Regions from separate parts of the Homo sapiens genome. Here region 2 is linked to region 1. A link is an interaction called in ENCODE POLR2A ChIA-PET data of the cell type or tissue named here. Cell type or tissue: A673. All regions are shown on one strand.

Region 1 (5,000 bases):
GCTGGTCTCAAACTCCTGGCTTCAAGCAATCCTCCCACCACAGCCTCCCAAAGAGCTGAGATTATGGCCCTGAGCCACTGTGCCCAGCCAGCATTGTGATTTTCTAAAGGCTTGCAGGGTACATTATATTTATTTCCTTCCTTCCTTCCTTCCTTCCTTCCTTCCTTCCTTCCTTCCTTCCTTCCTTCCTCCCTCCCTCTCTCCATTCCTTCCTTTCTCTCTTCCTTCCTTCTTCTCCTTTCCCTTTCCCTTTTCCCCTTTCCCCTTTCCTTTCCTTTCCTTCTTTCCTTTCCTTTCCTTCTGACGGAGTCCCACTCTGTCACCCAGGCAGGAGTTAAGTAGTGTGATATTGGCTTACTTTACTCCACCTCCTGGGTTCAAGCAATTCTCCCACTTCAGCCTCCCGAGTAGCTGGGACTACAGGCACCTGCCACCACATCTGGCTAATTTTTGTATTTTTTTAGTAGAGACAGGTTTTCACCATGTTGCCCAGCCTGGTCTCGAACTCCTAGGCTCAAGTGACCTGCCTGCCTTGGCCTCCCAAAGTGCTAGGATTACAGGCATAAGCTATATACTTTTATTTTTATTTTTTAGCAAAAAGCAGAAACATAGGCTGGGCATGGTGGCTTATGCCTGTAAGTCCAGCTACTCAGATTGGGAGGCTGAGGTGTGCAGATCACTTGAGCCCAGGAGTTCGAGACCAGCCTGGGTAACATGGCAGGATTTTTGTATTTTCTACTAAAAAAAAAATGCAAAAATTAGCTGGGTGTGGTGGCTTGCATCTGTGGTCCTAGCTGCTGGGGAGGCTGGTGAGACCAGGTGAGCCAAGATTGCACCACTGCATTCCATCCTGGGGACAAAGCCAGACCCTGTCTCAAAAAAATATAGCAGAAACATGTTGTGATTTAAACATTTAAAAGAGATTGTGAGCTTTACATTTGTGTTTTGGTATTTAAAATTTTGGGGTCCATATTTTTTCCAACCTCCAAATGCCTTCTGTGTGCCTTGGATGTTGGGTACTGGCAGGAAGTGCTATGGACTGGGTTCCTCATTGTCTCACCTGTGGATCATCCCTCCCCTTTACTGGGGCCTCTGAGTGGCAATCGAATACATGACCATGGGCAGGAGGGAGGGATGGCGGGATGAGGGAGGGACTGCAGGGCTGAGATTCCCAAAGCATCTTTCAATTCTACAGCATCCCAATGTCCCCCGACTCACCTGACCAGCAATGTAGATGGGTAGGAAGATCCAGGCCAACATCAGCACAGAAAACAAGCCCTGCTCAAGAAAACACAGTCAGGACTTGGCCCCCAGCTCACAACAAGGTACCCATTTGGATTTCCCTCTGCGCCCTGAGGCAGCCTGGCCTGAACTCCACCTCTGGTGTAGTCTCTTACTCGCTGAGTGGTTCACCTGTGCTGGCCTTCAAATTTCCTTTTTTAACATGGGGAATGGATTCGGGAAGGAAGAGGAGAGTGGAAAAAGAAGGCCTTTGCGATGCTTCCTAGTTCTGTGTCTCCTAAACATCATGTCATCACTTCATCCAGTTGTGCCCCCTCCCCTCCTCAGCAGTGATTAAAACAAGACCATGACAGCAGGCAGATCTGGGTTCAAAGACGACCACAAGAGTTAACACAGGTCTCCGAGACTCATTTTTCTCACCTGGAAAATGGGCATATCAGTGCCTCACTAAGTGGTTGCAAGGAAATCAGGAAGATGATACTTAATGAGTACTGTATGCCAGGCGCCTCTCTGCACCCTTTACAAGCATTAATTCATTTGACCCTCATAATGGTTCTACATAACAGGTACCATTAATATGCCTATTATGTACATGAGGCTCAGAGAGGTTAAGAAACTTGCCCAGCTGGGTGCGGTGAGTCACGCCTGTAATCCCAGCACTTTGGCAGGCAGAAGCCAGTGGATCGCTTGCACCCAGGAGTTTAAGACCAACCTGAGCAACATAGTGAAATTCCCGTCTCTACAAAAAAATATGAAAATTAGCTAGGCATGGTGGCGTGCACCTGTGGTCCCAGCTACTTGGGAGGCTGAAGTGGGAGGATGGTTTGAGCCTGAGAGGTGGAGGTTGCAGTGAGCCATGACCACACCACTGCACTCCAGCTTGGGCGACAGAGCGAGACCCTGTCTCAAAAAACAAAACAAAACAAAACAAACAAGCAGAAATAACACTTGCCACCCAAGGTCACACAAAAAGCAACTTGCTGCTGAAGTTTATACGTGTTGGAGCAAGAATGTAAACCCAGGCAGTGTGGGTCTAATTTGTAAATGAATCCTATAATGTGATAGCATATGGAACATATCAAAGTCTGTTCCTGGCATAGAATAAGCATCCAAAAATATTGGACATTATGAAGGCAATGATCATTATTAATAATCCCCTCCCTGCCCTGACCCCAGTAAAAATCATATCCCAAATGAGCCCTGCTATATACGAGAGTGTATCTTATCCCTTGAGTATCTCAGAGGTAGCAAACAAAGTCAAAAACTACTGAGCTGTAAAATTTTTGTGATGGCCGATTGACGTCTAAAGTACACAGAAATACGCTTCAGTCTTCACCATCTTTCTTCTGCATCTCTAGGACAGGAATCTGAGCCCTCTTCTTCACACACCCTTTTTTTTTTTTTTTTTTTTTTTGTGAGACAGAGTCTCACTCTGTCGCCCAGGCTGAAGTGCAGTGTTACAATCTCACCTCACTGCAGCCTCTGTCTCCCAGGTTCAAGTGATTCTCCTGCCTCAGCCTCCTGAGTAGCTAGGATTACAGGCATGCACCACCAAGCCTGGCTAATTTTTGTATTTTTAGTAGAGATGGAGTCTCACCATGTTGGCCAGGCTGGTCTCAAACTCCTGACCTCAAAAGATCCGCCCACCTTGGCCTCCCAAAGTGCTGGGATTACAGGCCTGAGCCATCGCGCCCAACCCACTATTGTTTTTTTTTTGTGTTTTTTGGGTTTGTGTGTGTGTGTGTGTGTGTGTTTTTTTTTGTTTTTTTTGTTTTGTTTTGTTTTGTTTTTTTGTGGGGAGGGGGACGGAGTTTCACTCTTGTCACCCAGGCTGGCGCGCAGTAGTGCAATCTCTGCTCACTGCAACCTCCGCCTCCCGGGTTCAGATGATTCTCCTAACTCAGCCTCCCGAGTAGCTGGGATTACGGCGCCCGCCATTACACTCGGCTAATTTTTTGTATTTTTAGTAGAGACGGGGTTTCGCCACGTTGGCCAGGCTGGTCTCGAACTCCTGACCTTAGGTGATCCACCTGCCTTGGCCTCCCAAAGTGCTGAGATTACAGGCGTGAGCCACCGCGCCTGGCCCCACCATTCTATTTTTAAAGTGCAGGGCATTCACACAACTTTCCCCTGAGATCTACCTGTTAGGTAGAGGTAAGATGTCATCTATGCCCTAGGTAAAATACTTACATTAAGTTCATAAGCTGATACAGAAATGCCCGTAGCAGCACCTGACCCTGCCAGGCCAATGAAATGTCCACTTCCAACATTGCTGGCAAACAAGGATGCACCCACCTGTGGGGAGATGGACGGGTCAGATCTTGGAGACAAAGTCAAGGGTACCTGCTCCCCACCCCCAATTATTTCCATGCTCCAAAGGGACAGAGAAGAGAAGTAGAGGAAGGCAGGGCCACCCCTAGCCTATCTGGCATTTTTGTTTACATTAGAATGAGATTCTTCTTCCCCAAGACTCTTACTTGGTCAGAGCCCACCTGTCAGAAATTGGTAGAATAAATATTCAGGACTACAGGGCCTAAAATGCAGATTGCACCCTGTAGGGTTGTGCAGTGCACAGCTTCAACAACTATATGCAGTATCCCTGCGGGGGTCGGGGGTCGGGAAAGAAGGTGACAGGTAATGTAGAAAGTGATTCATGATGAGAATCAGGAAGCCTGTGTTACTCCCCCAGATCTGCTTCTTACTTATCAAAGTAGATAGTCTTCTTGGTATAGCACTAAATGGCTAGTGCTGTACTTGCTGATGCCAATCCCTGGTCTCCCTGGTCTCAACTGATTGGGCTGGACAGGCCTGGGTACCTGGCCCAAGCTGAGCAAATTATATTCTCTTTCCTGGGAATTTGGAACGGGGACACCGTCTCTGCGGGTCCCTTGGACTGGAGATATTGAACCAGTGAGGTGTGTGTGTGCTGGGGGTGAGGGAGTGGTGTGGAGGCATGTTTCACCCTGTGCTGCTCATCACTGCCAGTTCAGAGACAGGGGAGAATGAGACCTGCAAGAAAGGCAGGTCCAGCCGGGCGCTCTGGCTCACGTTTGTAATCCCAGCACCTTGGGAGGCTGAGGCAGGCGGATCACTTGAGGTCAGGAGTTTCAGACCAGCCTGGCCAACATGGTGAAACCCCGTCTCCACTAAAAATACAAAAGTTAGCTGAGCGTGGTGACACATGCCTATAATCCCAGCTATTCAGGAGGCTGAGGCAGGAGAATCGCTCGAGCCCGGGAGGTGGAGGTTGCAACGAGCCGAGATTGCACCACTGCACTCCAGCCTGGACGACAGAGACTCCGTCTCAAAAAAAAAAAAAAAGGCAGATCCAGTGAGGAGGGGAAAGGAGGGAGCAAGAAGAAAAAGAGGAGGAGGAGGAAGGAAAGGAGGAGGAGAAGGGTGAAGGAAGAGAAGAGAGGAGAGAGAATTGTGAAAGAGCCATTTTACCTCCTTATTGACTTTCCTGTCTCTGCTTCTTATCAAATTCTATTTCATGGATTTCATGTTTATCCTTCTGTCAGTATCATATTCTTTTGATTACTGTAGCGTTGTAGTAAGTTTTCAAATTGGGAAGTGTGAGTCTCTTTTTTTTTTTTTTTGAGGCGGAGTCTTGCTGTCTCCCAGGCTGGAGTGCAGTGGTGTGATCTCAGCTCACCGCAAGCTCCATCCCCCAGGTTCATGCCATTCTCCTGCCTCAGCCTCCCGAGTAGCTGGGACTACAGGCGCCCGCCACCACGCCCGGCTAATTTTTTTTTTTT
Region 2 (5,000 bases), 120 kb before region 1:
TGGTGCTGCAGTGCATTATGGCTGCTACCCTTCTAGTCTGTCCTGCTGCTCGTTCTGCCACCTGCCAGCTGTTGCTACCTGAACCTTCTCCTTGCAGCAGTTCTCAGTGTTCTCTTTGCTTGGGAATTGCCTGGGGAGCTAAAAAAAAAAAAAAAAAGCCAAGCCCCACCTCCAGAGGTTCTAATTCATTTGTTTTAGGTTGGGGTCCAGGCATCAGTATTATTATTTTTGACAACCTTATGAGGGGTGTGTGTGTATTTGTGTTTTTGTGGGGGACATGGTCTCACTCTGTTGCCCAGGCTGGAGTGCAGTGGTGTGATCTTGGCTCACTGCAGTCTCCACTTCCCAGGCTCAAATGACCCTCCTACCTAAGCTTCCTAAGTAGCTGGACTACAAGTGCTCACCACCATGCCCAGCTAATTGTTTTAATTTTTTTTTTTTTTGAGACAAGATCTTGCTTTGATGCCCAGACTGGAGTGCAGTGGCACGATCGTGGCTCACTGAAGTCTTGACCTCCTGGGCTCAAACAATCCTCCCACTTCAACCTTCTGAGTAGCTGGGACTACAGGTGTGCACCACCATGCCTGGCTAAGTTTTTTATTTTTTGTATAGATGGAGGTGTCCCTGTCTTGCCCAGGCTGGTCTTGAACTCCTGGACTCAGGTGATTCTCCCACTTTGGCCTCCCAGAGTGCCGGGATTACAGGCATGAGCCACTGTGCCCAACCTATGAGATATATTTTATAGATCATAAAATTTACCCATTTTCCCCTTTTATCTTTAGTTGGCTGCAATGTTTGTACATATTTATGGGATATAGAGTGATATTCTGATATGTTTACAATGTGTAATGATCAAATCAGCATAATTATCGTATCCATCACCTTGAACGTTTGTGCCTGTATTGTGAACATTCAAAATCCTCTTCTAGATTTTTGAAAATACACACTAAGTTATTGTTAGTCATATTCACCCTACAGTGCTATAGAATACTAGAACTTATTCCTCCCATCTAGCTATAATTATTTATCCCTATCCATTAACCTCTCCCTATCTCTCCTCCACCCTATGCTTCCCAGCCTCTAATAACCACAATTCTACTCTCTACTTTTATGACGTTATTTTTTTTGGCTCCCACATATGAATGAGAACATGTGGTATATATCTTTCTGTGTCTGACATATTTCAAAAAATGTCTCATTTTAAGTGTAGAACTCAATGATTTGTAGTAAATTTACAGAGTTGTGTAACCATCACCACAACCCAATTGTAGAACATTTTTGTCACCCCAAATGAGAGCCTTCATACTTCTTTACAGTTAATCCCCATTCCCCCCACCCCCAAAGCCAACCACTCATCTACTTTCTGCCTCTATAGATTCCCGTTTTCTGGCCATTTCATATAAGTGGCATCACCTGTATTATTTTCAGAGCCTCCAGGACTGTCATGTGTAGCTCTGGTTAAGAACCACTGTTACCTCCTAGATCTTTTTCCACTAGTTTTTATTTTTACTATTTTTCTGAGTGGCTCAGAAAACTCAATAGGCCCCTGCCAGGGCTGTCTCTTAGATAATCTGTGAGCTAAATGAGTCCTTGTAAGTTGGACTGAGAACTTAACATTTACAACCTGTTTTTATGGGGATGAGCTTGTCAAAGTCCAAATGTGCTGACCTAGTTTGGAAGGGAGCCTGCACAACCTGTCTTCAGACGCTGTGCACCTCCCCAGCAGCCATCAGTCACAGCACTGAGTCAGAGCCCAGGTGTGGAGGGAGCCCCTGACATTGTGTGGCCTGGCCTTGGGCACTTTTGCTTTAGACTTTTTGTGTGGCTTTTCAGCTCCTCCTAGCCTCTGGCTGCCTCACCAGAGCAGTAAACTGGACTCCTCCTGAGCTCCTTTCCCTTAGGCAGTAGCTCTATGTGGATGTACTGTCTGCATTGCAATATTTTGCAAAATATTTCTCACATATTTTTGCCTGCTTAAATGAGTTTTAAAATCTCAAACTCAGCTGCCTCCAGGTCCAAGCAGGTACCATGAGTGACTGGAGCAGGCTGGGGAATAAGGCACTTGGAATGCCTGAGAGGCCGTTGAGGTGGTTGGTGGCAGAAGGGAGATTTCTTTCAGATTTTGCTATAAGCAAGAATCGGTGGTGGAGCTTTGAGACAGGCCACGTGGTTAGAGCAGGGATAGCAAATAGATTCCATTTCATGTGCCAGAGGGGAAAAAGCCAACTGACCGAACAAAACGCTGCGTGGGTAAGCTTACATGTGCAGGAAAACGATAAACCTCAATTCAATTTAGGGTAAAATGTAACTGTTCATCTTAGTCACTGGAATTCAAATAATATTATCAAGATTAAGTTAAGATTGAGAAGGCTTTTATTGTCATTTAAAGTAAAAATTAAATGTTATAACCCTGTCCTAGAGAAGCTGTAAATACATGGGCAAAATACCATCATTTGGGGAAATAATGCAGAGTATAGAACTATTAGATCTATTTTTCCCACGTCATTGCCAAAATATTTTCTGTTGAATCATTTCCCCCCGTTAAGTATCCTTTTTCTTTTCAGTGTTAGGCATGGGAACAATTTTTTCCCAATAACATCCCTTTAGAGTTCTGTAAACTCTCTTACGGCTTTTAAACTGCTTTGTGGCAGGTATAACAAATTGCTTCATTTTTAAAGTTTCAGAGAGTCGTTTATTTTAAAAATCCAATTAAGTAGATTTTAGATTCCTTCCCAGAAATCTAAGACGACAGCTAATCTAATGAGATAAAACAGTAAAAACTCATTCAGTAGTCCTCCAGCTCACTATGAAATCAAACTATTGCATCCAAACTGGGCTCAGAGGCTCAGGTGGATTTTGTAAACACTTGTAACGGGAGGTGACAGTGTTGCACAAAATCAGATTCCCAGCAGAATGAAATCCACTGCCTAGCCCTGGGTGGGCTCTGTAATTTCACTGTGAATACAAATCATGTTGCATGCAGTAATGTTTATGTTGTTACCCTACATACAATATTCAGATCCTTGGTAGATTAGTCACAGTCTGTCTTATTTCTCAAAAATGCGTCAGATATTTCCTGGTAACTAGCATTGAAAATGAGCTCATTAAAAATTCTCTCCATGCTTCATTTTTTCATTTTAATTGACGTATCAGTCAGTGTGCAAGTGTAAAAGCCAGCAGAACAGTGATCTCTCATGTGAAATTGTAAACCAAAAACCAACAGCCCTGTGAGCCCAGAGGCAGTGGGAGCCATTGATGTTTGATGCTAGTGTTGGCGCCTCGGCCACATATTTGCCATCCTTGGGTTGGGGGTGCTCTTGGTGGTAGAAAGATGAGCCCCTGCTCTCAAGGCCCCAGAATGGCTGAAAGGATTGAAAAGGAGCAATTTGGCAAAAGTCTTGAAAAGCCAGCGTCTCTCAACCTCTGAAATGCAAGTTGGGAAAACGTAGAAATCCCCCTTCTGAGTAAGAAGAATTTGGATTTGGGAAGTGATTAAAAAGGATTGAAGTTTCATGGGAAAATGGACTTCACTTGTACATAGATCAGGGGTCAGCAAACTCTGGTCTGTGGGCTAAATGCGGCTGCTGCAGGCTCAGAATGGTTTTGGCATTTTTAAATACTTGAAAACATTAAAAGAGGAACAGTAGTTCATGACGTACGATAATTAGGCAAAATTCACATTTCAGTGTCCATAAATAAAGGTTTATTGGGGCACAGCCAGGTCCGTTCATTTATACAATGTCTGTGGCAGCTTTTGTGCTGCAGTGGCAAGCTGAGTCATTACATAGAGACAGTATGGTCTGCAAGCCTGAAATGTTTATTGTTGCTGAACTCTTGGGTAGAGAACTGTGTTTATTTAGGTCTTGTCCCGAAATATGTTTATCAGTAGAGACCAGAAAGCAAACAGTGATTAAAATACTTCAGTGTTTTTGAGGAGGTGAGTGGATGGAGGTGCGTAGGTGCAGGAGGGACATAACTTCTGATTTCTTCCTGTCACCAGTGTCACCAGCACTGGGCTGTGCCTCCGCATTTGGACTGAATTATCAGAGGCAGCCACCCCTGTTCATTTTGGCAGCTGCTGCTTGCCTATGAGGCAGAATGTCGAGGAAGAGAAAATACACCTCCAGCCCAGCCTCACCCATCCTCAAAGTGATTCTAAAAAGTTAGCTATCAAGGTTTGCACCACATCCTGCAAGAGTTACTAATAGAGACCTGGGGTTGGCCAGCATTTTCTGTAAATGGCTGGATAACAAATATTTTGAGCTCTGCAGGTCATACGGTGATGTCTTTCGCAACAACTCAGTTCTGCTGTTGAAGCTCAAAAGCAGCCATAGATAGCACACAAATGCATGAGCCTGGCTGTGTTCCAGTGAAACTTCTGTAATACACTGAAATGTGAATTTCATAAAATTTTCATGTGTTACCAAATATTATTATTTTGTTTTTTTCCAATCATTTTAAAATAACCATTCTTCTGAGCTTTCTGAACATAAAAAATGGGCGGTGAGCTAGATTGAGCCTGCGGGTATAGTTTGCTGACCCCTGGTTTAGATAAACTAAGTGTAGGCCTTGCTAGTCAGGCCCTCTGGGTTTGAATCCCACAATCCCACTTATTAGTGCTGGGGTCCTAGGCAAGTTACCTTTCAAGACCTCACTTTCCTTATAGGTAAAATGGGGGAAATAGTGGTTCCTACCCAATAGGGTTGATGTGAGAATTAGAGTAGATGTAAGTGCCAGCCCAGTGTCTGGGGCATAGAAAGCACCCAGCAAATATGGCTGCTACTGTTGGCTATTATGAAGGCTCAAGTAGATCCCTACAGCCTTGGAGGAACCGTTTGTGATGTGGAGGTTTGACGGTCTTCAACTGTCTTCAGTCCACAGTTCAATTAGATTGAATATGAGGCTGGAGGGTTTGGTGGTGCTGCCTTGCTTTCGTGCAGTTAAGTAGAACATGGTATATCCACAGAATAGGTTAATGTACAGGCATAAAAAGGGAGGTG

Evidence for each region. ChIA-PET counts read pairs that join two places held together with the same protein. Peaks named below come from ENCODE experiments on the same cell type or tissue, not always from the same donor. Only the 100,000 strongest peaks of a DNase experiment are listed, where the experiment ranks them.
Region 2: POLR2A ChIA-PET joins it to region 1 with 19 read pairs; 3 of 35 experiments call an interaction of 5 or more read pairs at or near these places.

Annotation. Positions count from the first base shown.
Region 1 is chr16:24,868,438-24,873,437 of GRCh38, reverse strand. SLC5A11 (solute carrier family 5 member 11) reads right to left here. Exons shown (of 17, transcript NM_001352248.3): 5 at 3,433-3,537; 6 at 1,219-1,278. Among named protein-coding and RNA genes, the nearest start is that of SLC5A11, 25 kb to the right of the region's middle. In A673, no CTCF peak of the experiment used is centred here; no DNase peak of the experiment used is centred here.
Region 2 is chr16:24,985,929-24,990,928 of GRCh38, reverse strand. The region is part of intron 1 of ARHGAP17 (Rho GTPase activating protein 17); the gene reads left to right. Among named protein-coding and RNA genes, the nearest start is that of ARHGAP17, 27 kb to the left of the region's middle. RefSeq lists an enhancer at 1,878-2,481. In A673, no CTCF peak of the experiment used is centred here; DNase peaks (open chromatin) are centred at 2,168 and 4,058; H3K4me3 peaks cover 2,846 bases; H3K27ac peaks cover 4,831 bases.